Linked DNA regions of Homo sapiens: region 1 is linked to region 2. A link is an interaction called in ENCODE POLR2A ChIA-PET data of the cell type or tissue named here. Cell type or tissue: HepG2. All regions are shown on one strand. Each heading gives the region's core, and the rest is flanking DNA. Links, peaks and the distances in the headings are about the cores only. Region 1 overlaps UBE3B (ubiquitin protein ligase E3B). Region 2 overlaps GLTP (glycolipid transfer protein).

Evidence for each region. Peaks named below come from ENCODE experiments on the same cell type or tissue, not always from the same donor. Only the 100,000 strongest peaks of a DNase experiment are listed, where the experiment ranks them.
Region 1: POLR2A ChIA-PET joins it to region 2 with 5 read pairs; 3 of 35 experiments call an interaction of 5 or more read pairs at or near these places.

Annotation. Positions count from the first base shown.
Region 1 is chr12:109,479,637-109,486,158 of GRCh38, reverse strand. It overlaps UBE3B (ubiquitin protein ligase E3B), which reads right to left. Exons shown (of 28, transcript NM_130466.4): 2 at 4,417-4,522; 3 at 2,447-2,628; 4 at 2,178-2,298; 5 at 88-147. The coding sequence starts at 2,607. Among named protein-coding and RNA genes, the nearest start is that of UBE3B, 5.3 kb to the right of the region's middle. In HepG2, for the core only: no CTCF peak of the experiment used is centred there; no DNase peak of the experiment used is centred there.
Region 2 is chr12:109,868,588-109,875,109 of GRCh38, reverse strand. The region is part of intron 1 of GLTP (glycolipid transfer protein); the gene reads left to right. Among named protein-coding and RNA genes, the nearest start is that of GLTP, 8.7 kb to the left of the region's middle. In HepG2, for the core only: no CTCF peak of the experiment used is centred there; a DNase peak (open chromatin) is centred at 2,989.

The DNA of each region.
Region 1 (6,522 bases), core at 146-5,145, 390 kb after region 2:
GGTCCTAATATTCAACAGGAACTTTCAGAGCCCAGTAGGTTGGCCCTTAAGAGCTTGTGGGAGACACTGCGGCTCCCGTCCACTTACCTTAGGCTCATTCTCAGCATCCATGCTGCTCAGGATGCTGCGACACAACTTCTCAAATCTCTGCAAAGAGACACACTGGGGGTTATACATTCCCACAATCCATCAAAAAGTGAAAACAAAGAAAACAAGCCTTCAGCGGGTACCTGGCACGTGCAGGTATTATGCCAGGTGATTCACACATAATCACATGCAGTTCCTTCCTACAGATGAGGACACTGAAGATCATAAAGACTAAAGGGTTCTCCAACTGGTGGCCCAAGAGCTGGAGGAACCCTATAGAAATGTTTTAGAAACTGGTATACTTCACATAAAAACCCAAATTGAGGCTTCTTTCAAAAAACAGTATCAATCTGGCAAACTGGATTTGGATTCCTGCAGGCCTGCTGCTGTCTCCTCAACTGTGCTCTCCAGTTTACCTTTTCTTAAGCACCATGGATACTGACTTTTGCCTCACAGCCAGTAGCCAAAGGCTGCTGTATCATCACTTTTATCCTGTAATGCAAAAGGAAGAAAAGTGGAAACTAGAAAACAGGTTCCATTTTGGCTATACCAATCCTGGATCCGCCCTTAAACCATGTGATATTGGGCAAGCTGCCCTACCACCCTGAGCTGCAGTTTCCTTCTCTGTAAGATGAGGTTCACCTCCTCCAGCTTATCTGTCCTCATCTACGTAATCATGTGTTCACTGCCTGCATAGTCCTCCCTCTCTTGCTGGGCTATGAGCTCCATGAGCGTAGAGATCTTGCCCGTCCTGTTTCCTCCCAAGGGCCCAGTGCCTAGAGAGGGTTGGCACAATGTGAAGCTTAGCAATAGGAATGCCTAACAGCCTAACAGCTGGTAACTTGGAGACATGCCTCAGTGGCATTGTTAGTACTATTACAGATAACTAGCTGCTTTTCTGGGATTACACTTTTCAGGCTGATCATTCTAATCCCTAAGGTGCAAACTGGCACCTTTTGTATGATTTGCAGGATATTTAAAAAATTTCAAATTAATTGCCAAGATTTACAAATTAGAACATTGATGGTAGCTCACGCCTGTAATCCCAGCACTTTGGGATGCTGAGGCAGGTGGATCACTTGAGCCCAGGAGTTTGAGACAAGCCTGGGCAATAAGGTAAAACCCTATCTCTACAAAAAATACAAAAACTTGCTGTGCATGGTGGCACACACCTGCAGTCCCAGCTACTGAGGAGGCTGAGGCAGAAGAATCGTTTGAGACTTGGGAGGTCAAGACTATAGTGAGCTGTGATAGTGCTACTGCACTCCAGCCTGGGCGACAGTGAGACCCTGTCTCAGAATATGAAAGAATGAATGAACGAACATTGAGCATAAAAACTCAGATCTTTGGCATCTCTTTAAAAAAAAAAAAAAAAAATCAGAGGCTGGGTACAGTGGCTCACGCCTGTAATCCCAGCACTCTGGGAGGCTGAGGCGGGCAGATCACAAGGCTAAGAGATCGAGACTATCCTGGCCAACATGGTGAAACCCCATCTCTACTAAAAATACAAAAATTAGCTGGGCGTGGTGGCACGAGCCTATAGTTCCAGATACTAGGGAGGCTGAGGCCGGAGAACTGCTTGAACCCGGGAGGTGAAGACTGGCAGTGAGCCAAGACTGCGCCACTGCACACCAGCCTGGCGACAGAGAGAGACTTCATCTCAAAAAAAAATCAGAGTATGAGTCCACCACCGAGGTGTGTAGTAGCTGCTCCCCGTGGATGGGGCAGGCCACAGACCCTGCTACTCCTTTTGATGTCCTTACCACTGCTGCCTGTCAGTTACCGTTTAATATGATTTGTATTTTGTATTATGTTTTATCTCATATATGTTTTTTTTACTCATTTACCTAAACTTCCTGACTCTTGCATGCATCTGAGTTCAACTTGTGCTTATAATGGTCAATGTGAAAAGATTCCTAAAAGCACTGGGCATAATCCCTCCAAAACAGGTCCCAAGAAAACAAAAGGGACAGGATGTGAGGGTGACAGTAATTACCTCATAAAGCTGCTATAAGAACTGAGTTAATATCAATAATTATAAAAGATCTGACATATGGAAGTATTATACATGTTTGCTATTATCGTTTTACCTCATTATCCTCTTTGATTCTGAATAGGAACAGCAGTTTCCTGGCAATCTTGAAAATACAAAGTGCACTTCTTTTAGTGGACTCAGGGTCATCTGCTTTAAAAAAGTCATCAATCTCTCTCCTAGAAAAGAAAGTGCAAAAAAAGACATTTTAAATTAACAGCTTGTAGCACCTGGAAGGCTTTTCAAGCACTTTATGAGAAAAAACTCATTTATCTGCTATTAATTGGGAGCCAGAGAATCATGTGCTAGGGAGATCCTAGCCCTTACCTGATATCTCTCTGCAGTCGACTCCGACAGAGAAAACTCCGGACATGGGCCTGGATCACAACAGCTGCCCGCTCCCGTTCCTTCTGCACAAGCCTTTCTTCTCGTGCCTGACGGGCTCTATCGATGAACCATGCTCTCGAGGTCTGAGACAGGGTGAACATGTTTGCAAACTTGCACAAACCCTGCAAGGAAAATGGGCAAGTGGGTGTTGTAGATTGTTGTGTGAAAAACACACACAGAAAGGGGCTCAAGAGCAGAGGGTGGGCAGGGACCTGGGCAGCAGAGATACTCAGGACCTGTCAACACCCTCCAAAGCGCTAACAGCTCTCCGGCACAAGTCCCTACCTCCTATAGGCTCTTTCATGCAACTCACCAAGACCAGGGATGCTACATCCTATATTAAATAATCACATCTTCTTAAGGGAAAGAGCACAGCACCTGGCATAGGATAAGGGCAGGCCCAGCTTTACGAATGAACAAAGAATGAATCAGTCCCACCCATAAAGCTCTAATTCAAACCAGGTATCCTATAGGTCAAAGATTCCCAGATATTTGAATTTTCTGGAGTAGTCCACAGTATTTGGGAAACCAAAACTGAGAGGTCAGCTTTTATTTTGCCAAGTAAGGACTCGAGAGAAAAATCCAACATGATTATTTGCTGTCATCATCATTGTATTCATCCATTCACTAAACAAATATTTACCAGTGCATACTTTGTGACAGCACACAAAAAAGAAAGGGCCATTTCAACATTAACAAAGCAAAAGGTACACACTTCAGAATGCAAGACAGTCCATTATATTGAAGATATTTGGTTTTATGTATAGCTTATTCCATTGTCCTTACAATTACCATCCTGCCAAGGACCAGTGAAGACTTTACTGTAGAACTGGTCCTGTCCACTAACGGGTGCTTTTCTGAAGAGCAGCTCTAAATTATATACTAAGTTTTTATCTAAATCACCAGTAACTGTTTTTTCCTAAAGGAACAGCTTTTGCTAGCAGCCTAAAGCACACAGCACTGACCCCCGGAGGCTCCCATATTGAGATGATTTCTTTAGATGCTTGATGACATTGCCATTCTATACAAAATGCACAATCAGCCCAGTTAAAAACACTGAAATGAATTATTCAGAAATCCAGACTTCCAGAAAACAATCTCTCTACCAGGCTACTTTACTTGAAGTAGCACCCACATGAAAATATCATCCAGAGTAAAAAGTCGGATGGCTAGAACTAGGGGCCATCTATCCTAAGTGAAATAACTCTGAAACTGAAAGGCAAATACTGCATGACCTCACTTAGAAGTGGGAGCAAAACAATGGGCCCACATGGACAAACAGAGTGGAATAAGATAATGGAGACTCCAAAAGGTGGGAGATGGGACAGGGGTAAGGATTGAACAATTATTTATTGGTACAATGTTCACCATTCGGGTGATGGGTGCCCTAAAAGCCCAGACTCCACCATTACACAATATATGCATATAAGAAACCTGTACCCCCTACATCCATACAAAGAAATTTAAAAATTATTAAAATAAACATTGGACTTAATAGTATTATCTCCTAGAGGTATTAAATTAATTACGTGTTATTGAAAGGCATTTAATAAGTGTGCTCTATTATTAGTATTAATAAGGACAATAAAATAATACCCTTTTATAACCAAAAAAAAGTTGGTGCAAGCCTCCCACCACATGAACATATCAAGGGACCTCTGTGACCCCTTCTCAACAGTGATCTGTCAAACATCATCAGTAATCCTTGAAACAAACTAACAGAGCCCACTTGACCACAGGAGGGAAGGTATTAGGTTGGTACAAAAGTAATTGTGGGTTTCAACTTTTTTAAAAAAACACTAAGTCGTAATTACTTTTGCACCAACTTATAAAAGGCTTGGAGAGAAACGGTAGCCATCTTCTGAATCATTTACGCTTCCTGCCCCAGCAGTAAAGTCTGGAGATCTCACCTGAGGACCTGCCTGTGTCGCAGAAATGCCAGGTAATCATTAGTGATCTTGCACAGGACTCGTGGCTGAGAACAGCTTCTCACTTCAGAAAAGCTTGTTATTTTTTCTGGCAGAAGCAGAAGAAAAAAATCCAGACTTAGGGTTAAATTTTATAGGTGTGGTATCATACATCTTCCTCACTGAGTAAAAGTAGTAACTACAATGCCAATGGTTTTTTAAAAACACCACTGGGTCCTCTTTATTTAATGTCTCATCTAAATGTTATACTGTATCTCTTCAATCCTCACAGTTTAAAGGGAATATGTTGAAAATAAATCCCAAAGTTGTTGTTGAATTACAGCTGTGATGGGAAGCAAAATAACTTAGAGGTCATGGAATGTTAAAGAGCTACTGAAAATTATATTTGACATTTTCCTTTTTTTTTTTTTTGAGATAGTCTCACTCTGTCGCTGAGGTTGGAGTGCAGCGGCATAATTTCAGCTCACTATAACTTCTGCTCCCAGGTTCAAGCGATTCTCCTGCTTCAGCCTCCCAAGTAGCTGGGATTACAGGTGTGTGCCACCATACCCTATCTCAGTTGGGGTTACAGGTGTGAGCCACTGTGCCCGGCCATGTTTGACATTTTTTTTTTTTTTTTTGAGACGGAGTCTTGCTCTGTCGCCCAGGCTGGAGTGCAGTGGCGCGATATTGGCTCACTGCAAGCTCCGCCTCCCGGGTTCATGCCATTCTCCTGCCTCAGCGTGTTTGACATTTTTAATGATAATGGAAAAACGTTTATGCCTTAGAAGTGAATAAAGGGCTGCCTGTGGACCAATAAGACCCCAATTACCTAAAGAAAAATGTACACACACACAGATACAAAACTAGCATGAACTATACCAACATGTTACCAGTGGCTGTTTTGAGGTACTGAAATTGCGGGAAATTTTTCTTAATTGGTCTGTATTTTCTAAATTTTCCACAGCATGCACATGGTGAAGCAGCACTGCACAGTGAGGGGCACACGGGCTTTGGGAGTCACACAGAGTTGGAGCCAGTCCCTAGCTCTGCCACATACTATAGGGAGAATGTCTAAGTCTTTTTTTTTTTTTTAAGGCAGGGTCTCGCTCTGTCATCCAAGCTGGAGTGCAGTGGTGCAATCATGGTTCATTGCAGCTTCTACCTCCCAGGCTCAAGCGATTCTCCCACCTCAGCTTCTCAAGTAGCTGGGACCACAGGTACATACCACCACATCTGGCTAGTTTTTAAATTTTTTGTAGAGGTGGGGTCTCGCTATATTGCCCAGGTTGGTGGTCTCAAACTCCTGGGCTCAAGAGATCCTCCTGCCTTGGCCTCCCAAAATGTTAGGATTACAGGTATGAGCCACCACACTGGGCCCTGAGTCTTTCCATCTTCATCTATTAATTGGCTTAGAGGTTGATAATGAGGACTAAATGTGATGATGCTTATCAGGTACCTATGGAGGTACTTGAGTGCACATTGTAGAGTGTATAGTCAGGAAGTCTAACTGGTGTATTATTTTTATAGACACAAGGATTAAAAAAAAAAAAAAACTCTTCAGCAGAGGCTCCCACCTGGACAGTTACTAAGGTTCTCTGGGTAGGAAATAATGCTGGCAGTCTGACATTTCTCACCCATTAACTTTTTTCCTATCTTAAATGCACTAAGATTCACCAGTCCTGTCCCTTGGGCTATGAACTCCTGGCCCTGTTGTTTAGAGTGAGTAACAGATTCAAGCTCCTCAGGACTGCAAAAGAGCAGGGCCCAAGCCACAAGCACAATGATATGCTCCCTCCATGACATGCAGACAGTGCCTCAATGGCAGAGGGTCCATGGAATTAGAAGGGGAAGAGGGAGCCTCTTCCCAAAAGAAAAACAAAGTTGCATGCAAACTGTACCTAAGCACTGTAAGACGATCTTAAAACTTTCACTTCTCCCAGGGGCCCTCCCAGAATAAGAAATTACTCTTATCCCCTTCCTTGAGATTATTATCCCTTCAGCAATGTTATTGGTTGATTTCTGTTCATATCATATAATAGCCTACACTTTACAGTTTTTCTCATCCTTTCCTATATACCTTCTCCACCTGCACAGTGTATACTATAG
Region 2 (6,522 bases), core at 998-5,997:
AAGATGCTGGGCCCTTCTCTCTCTTTCCAAATTAAAATAGATGAGTAGGCCAGGCATGGTGGCTCACTCCTGTAATCCCAACACTTTGGGAGGCTGAGGCGGGCAGATCACCTGAGGTCAGGAGTTGGAAACCAGCCTGACCAACATGGAGAAACTCCGTCTCTACTAAAAATACAAAAAAAATTGGTCGGGCATGTTAGCATTCTCCTGTAATCCCAACTACTCGGGAGGCTGAGGCAGAAGAATCCCTTGAACCTGGGAGGCGGAGGTTGCAGTGAGCTGAGATTGCACCACTGTACTTCAGCCTGGGCAGCAGAGTGAGACTCCGTCTCAAAATAAATCAACTAAACTAAACTAAAATAAGATACATGACTAAATTAAAATACATAACCCCCTCATAGCCTGTACTTGTGGCAGACATCATTAATCAATCATGATGCTGTTTTCCCCTTTGAGCCTAAACACAGCCTCGGCATCTTTATTAACACAGCCACTCCAGGTCAGTTAGAGTGCTGCATGAGATGATACCTATTTGCTCTCACTGTTTAGGGAGAGTCTAGAGATGGAAGAGCTGAAGGTAATGATTCTTCATTACCTCTCGGTTCTTGAGATCCAAATTCTGGGGTTGATTTTTCTTCATGCCTCTTACCTTAATTAAATGGATGTCTGTGGAATGTGGCCTTCTAGGTATCCGGCACGCATTAAATAGTCCTAGAGTGAACCCAGAAAGAGTGGTTTTCCATCACTTTTGGTTCAGTGCTTGTTCCATTTTGGGGGAGGGTGGCAGTGGCAGCCTAGAATCAGAGATTTATCTTGTTTTACAGCCAAAGAAACCGAGGCCAGAGAGGTTAGGTGACTTGCTCAGGGTCACACAGCCAGTGAGTGACCAGTAAAGCCAGACTAGAACTTGGGCCTCTGGACACCTTATGCACCAGACTAGAACTCAGTCCTCTGGACTCCTTATGTGGTGCTCTTGCTGTCATGCCTGCTGTCCTGGCTTTCTCTCTGGCAAAGGAGAAGACCCCCAGTGGAGCCAGCCTGGTTGGGTACTTGAGGAATTCCAGTGGTTCTGCTGGCACCATGGTGACTTGTCCACATGACAAGTGGTGTGGGTGCCACAGACCAGACATGCAGGTTTGCTCTGAGGTGTGTAACTCATAAACAGCCCGCCAAGCTGGTCCATAACTCCTGTTTATTTGAATGTAAATTAGAAAATGACTGGAGTGTTGAAATCGTCTTGTGGGAAAAGCCCCAAACAAGTTGGCTGGTTGTGTGTGTGTGTGTGTGTGTGTTTTGTTTAAGAGACAAGGTCTTGCTTCATCGCCCAGACTGGCATGCAGTGGGGTGATCACAGCTCACTGCAGCCTCCAGCTCCTGGGCTCAAGTGATCCTCCTGCCTCAGCCTCATAAGTAGTTGGGATTATAGGCGTGTGCCACGGCGCTCAACTCTTGCTTTTTTTTTTTTTTTTTTTTTTTGAGACAGAGTCTTGCTCTATTGCCCAGGCTGGAGTGCAGTGGCACGATCTCGGCTCACTGCAACCTCTGCGTCCTGGGTTCAAGTGATTCTCCTGGCTCAGCCTCCCCAGTAGCTGGGATTACAGATGTGCACCACCATGCCCGGCTAATTTTTTGTATTTTCACTAGAGACAGGGTTTCACCATGCTGGCTAGGCTGGTCTTGAACTCCTGACCTCATGATCCACCCACGTCAGCCTCCCAAAGTGCTGGGATTACAGGCGTGAGCTACCGCGCCCAGCCTCAGCTCTGGCTTTTCCTTCATCTGGGACATCAGGCTAACTGGGAACCAGCCCCACCTGTACCCCTTGATCTGTGAGTTAGAAGCTCCCCCACTGCAACAAGCATCCTCTGAGATTTGGGACCACCTACCACAGCCTTACAATATTTTCTGCTTTTTTTTTTTTAAATTTAAAGTTAATGCTAATACCTGTTTATTTTTGGTTTTGTATAGAACAGGGGTGTACAATTTTTTGGATTCCCAGGGCCACACTGGAAGAATTGTCTTGGGCCACACATGAAATACACTAACGCTAATGATAGCTGAGGAGCTAAAAACCAAAACAAAACAAAACAAAACTCAAATCTCATAATGTTTTAAGAAAGTTTATGAATTTGTATTGGGCCACATTCAAAGCGGTCCTGGGCCACATGCAGCCTGCGGTCTGCGGGTTGGACAAGGTTGGTGAAGAATATCCCAAGAAAGACAAGAAACTGTATTAACCCTCCTAATATAGCAGGTGAGTTATCATTTTGATTGACTGTTGAGAGCTGGATTCTAGTGGAATGTGATTTAGATTGTGTGCCTGGGAGGGACCCTGAGAAGATGAAACAAATAATGTCTTGTTGGAGGAAGAAGCCAGAGAGACACTTTCTGCAATGGCTGTACAATTTTGAAACTGCTGGCAGACTTCGGAGATGCATTTGCAAGTAGTAAGTGAGGCTTTTTTAGCCTTCAGGAACACCTGCTGTGTGCTGGTGCCGTGCTGGTGGGTCCCACTCTTGATCCCACCTGGCCAGAGAACAATCTGGAAGGAGGGCTATGGAGGGCCCTATTGTGTTTTTCTGTCCATGTGTGTAACAGCCCATGAGTCGGCTGTTTTTGAGGCTCAGAGGGGAGAAGTCACTTTGAGTCTGATTCTCTTCCTCTGACATCCATGCCCTGAACACCGTGGACAGATGAGTGGAAGGAAACACGGAGACTGGCATCCATCTGAGCCAGCCTGAGCTTGAGAGGCCCCGAGGTGGCTTCTTTTTGGCAGCTCCGTTTCCCAACAGCTGTGTGGCAAAAGGCCCACTTCCTAAAGGTCTAGGGCCATCCATCCTACCTTTGGAAAGATGTGGTGAGTCCAGGCAGGAGCACCAAAATCAATGCCTGACTTGGTGAATGACTGCCAGGGCACAGAGCCAGCTGCATGGCTGCTTAAGTCTGACAATTGCTCCAGCAGCCTCCTTTATAATGTCCAAAGGCCAGAGTACATACAGACCAGTGGCACCCGCCCACCCGGTCCTGGGATGGTGGTGATTAGATCTTTGTGTTCAGAAAAATCTGGCCCTTGAGGTCAGAGCCTGAGGTTTGGCCTCTCTGCTGCCAGAAGGACGAGGATTGAGTAGGAGGGGAGAGACTACAGTTGCTTGCTAACTCATCTTGCCCCTCCTCTGCTGCACAGGGATGCTTGGAGGGACAGCCCTCCACTGTGAATCCCTTGGGGCAGAAGTCAGGCCCTCCCAGGACCCACCAATGGGCTTCTGCAGCATGGGCGCCCAGCCTATATCCACGTGAAAAGGAATGGGAGGAATTCATGACAAAGGGCTTTATAAAATATAACGTATGACCGTGATCATAACTAGCATCATCTCTATTTTGAGTGGCTCCCAGGATATGCCATTGAATTAGGCAGTAACTCATTTCTAATCCTCATGATGAACTTAGGAGGAATTTGGCACCATTTTCCAGAAGAGGAAACCAATGTGCAGGGAGGTGAAGCGATTTGATCAGGTCATGAAGGTAGGAAGTGGTCCACAGGACTTTACAGCAGGTCTAGCCCTGTAACAGGGGAGACCAACACCACATCAGGAAACAGGAAGACGTTGGAAGTCGTCTCTAGGGCAGAAATGTCCCTTGTAGGGGAGGAGGGGAAATGATAGGAAGTTCCCGGCTGGCATGACAATGTGATTATTTCAATGAGCTTCTTAGAATGGAAATATTGGGGCCGGGCGCAGTGGCTCATGCCTGTAATCCCAACACTTTGGGGGGCCGAAGCGGGTAGATCACGAGGTCAGGAGTTTGAGACCAGCCTGGCCAACATGGTAAAACCCTGTCTCTACTAAAAATACAAAAAAAAATTGGCCAGGTGTGGTGGCGCAATCCTGTAATCCCAGCTACTCTGAAGGCTGAGGCAGGAGAATCGCTTGACCCAGGAGGCGGAGGTTACAGTGAGTCGAGATCACGCCACTACTCCAGCCTGGGACAGAGCGAGAGTCCGTCTCAGAAAAAAAAAAAAAAAAAAAAAAGAATGGAAATGTTGGGTCCTAGTCTTAGGTTTCATTGTTTCAGTAAAAACCTGCCAGAGTGAATGTTAACTCCTTTTATTACGTACTTACAGTGGTACTTATATGGAGGCCTTTTTTGTGGTTCTTGCTAGAGTGTTAACTGTATCTGAGCTTTTCAAAGTCATTGCAGTGGATCAGCCCTCTCCAGGGTCTTCTAGAAGCCTCTGCTTTCCACCCTGGCAGTTAGGCAGTCGACTCACACTTCCCCTGTGTTCAGAAATGATTCATTTTCTGCCTTGCTGTTCCTCCAAGTTCCTTACTTCACTCCCTTCTGAGATCTCTGTCTTAATGGTCTGGAATACATTTGAAGTCATTATTTTATGATGGGGAGATTTCTGCTAATTTTACCCCTAACAATCAATCAATGAGTCAATAATTCTTTTTCTCCCTCCTCCCTTCCTTCCTCTCCTTCTGCTTTGATTTCTTAATCATTGGAATAATTGTTTTCTGGATTTCCTCTCTAAAGAAAAGCTTTGTCTGTTGGGAAAGGTGATGATGATATAATTTATAATAATAAGCATAAATGATAATACCTTCTTTTTATTTTATTTTATTTTATTTTATTTTATTTTTGAGACAGAGTCTTGCTCTGTCACCAAGGCTGGAGTGCAGTGGCATGATCTCGGCTCACTGCAACCTCCACCCTCCCCCTAGGTTCAAGCAATTATCTTACCTCAGCCTCCCAAGTAGCTGGAATTATAGGCACACACCACCACACCCAGTTAATTTTTGTATTTTTAGTAGAGATGGGGTTTCACCATGTTGGCCAGGCTGGTCTTGAACTCCTGACCTCAGGTGATTTGTCCGCTACAGCCTCCCAAAGTGCTGGGATTACAGGCCTGAGCCATGGTGCCCAGCCTAATACCTTCTTTTTCACTGAGCACTTACTAGGTACCAGAAACTGTGCTTAGGCCTTTATTTATACAACTTTATTTAAGCCTCACAGCAACCCTTTGAAGAAGGGTCCATTATGAGCCTCATTTTAAAAATGAGGAAACTTGCCGAGTGCGGTGGCTCATGCCTGTAACCCCAGCACTTTGGGAGGCCCAGGCAGGCAGATCTCTTGAGGTCAGAAGTTCGAGATATGGTGAAACCTTGTCTCTTTTAAAAATACAAAAATTAGCCAGGCATGGTGGCACAAGCTACTCAGGAGGCTGAGGCAGGAGAATGGTGCGAACCTGGGAGGTGGAGGTTGCAGTGAGCCGAGATCGCGCCACTGCACTCCAGCCTGGGCAACAGAGTGAGAGTCTCAAAATAATGATAATAGTTTTCCCAGTTGAGTGTGGTGGCTCACACCTGTAATCCCAGCACTTTGGGAGGCCGAGGCAGGCGGATCACAAGGTCAGGAGATCAAGACCATCCTGGCCAACATGGTGAAACCCTGTCTCTACTAAAATACAAAAAAACAAAAAAAAAAAAATTAGCTGGGTGTGGTGGTGCTTGCCTATAGTCTCAGATACTCGGGAGGCTGAGGCTGGGGAATCGCTTGAACCTGGAAGTTGGAGATTGCAGTGAGCCGAGATCAGGCCACTGCACTCCAGCCTGGCGACAGAGTGAGACTCCGTCTCAAAAAAAAAAAAAAAAAAGAATTTTCCCAACTGCATCATTCTTAGTTCAAGACTGTTTTTTCCTGAACCGGGAGCAATTATAGGACAAATAGTTGGCATGTCATGAGGGTGAAGTTTTTCTTTTTTTCTTTCTCTTTCTTTCTTTCTTTCTTTCTTTTTTTTTTTTTTTTTGAGGTAGAGCCTTACTCTGTCGCCCAGGCTGGATTGCAGTGGCGCAATCAATCTTGGCTCACTGCAACCTCCCCATCCTGGGTTCAAGTGATTCTCCTGCCTCAGCCTCCTGAGAAACTTGGATTACAGACGTGCACCACCATGCCCGACTCATTTTTGTATTTTTAGTAGAAACGGGTTCACACTATGTTGGCCAGGCTAATTTTGAACTCCTGGCCTCAAGTGATCCACCCGCCTTGGCCTCCCAAAGTGCTGGGATTACAGGAGTAAGCCACTGTGCCTGGCCCGGGGGTGAAGTTTTTAAAGAAGTATTTTGAATTGTTTTGTAAACATTCTTTCCTCTTTAGGTAGTAGACTCAGAGCAGGAACCTGTTTTAGAAATGTAGGTAATCTCAAGGCTCGTATCCTTAAAAATAGGCCTTATAGTAAGCAGAGCCATGACAACCCGCACCCCCAGATTAATAAATGATTCATCTCCATCAGCTGTAATTTGAGTGTCTTCCATTATGATCCTTGTAACCCAAGACCTATAAAGTTAATCTGCCTCATGTGTTTAACAACTGAACTTTATTATCCAGCTATGAAAAAAACCATTGAATTTGCAATAGAACCTCCCCACACCAGGCTTGTAGCATCACGACACGGGCATCCTGTTCTTCCTTTCTGGAAATGACTGTTTATGAATTGGGTTAGGTGTGTTCTGTCCTGAATCACAC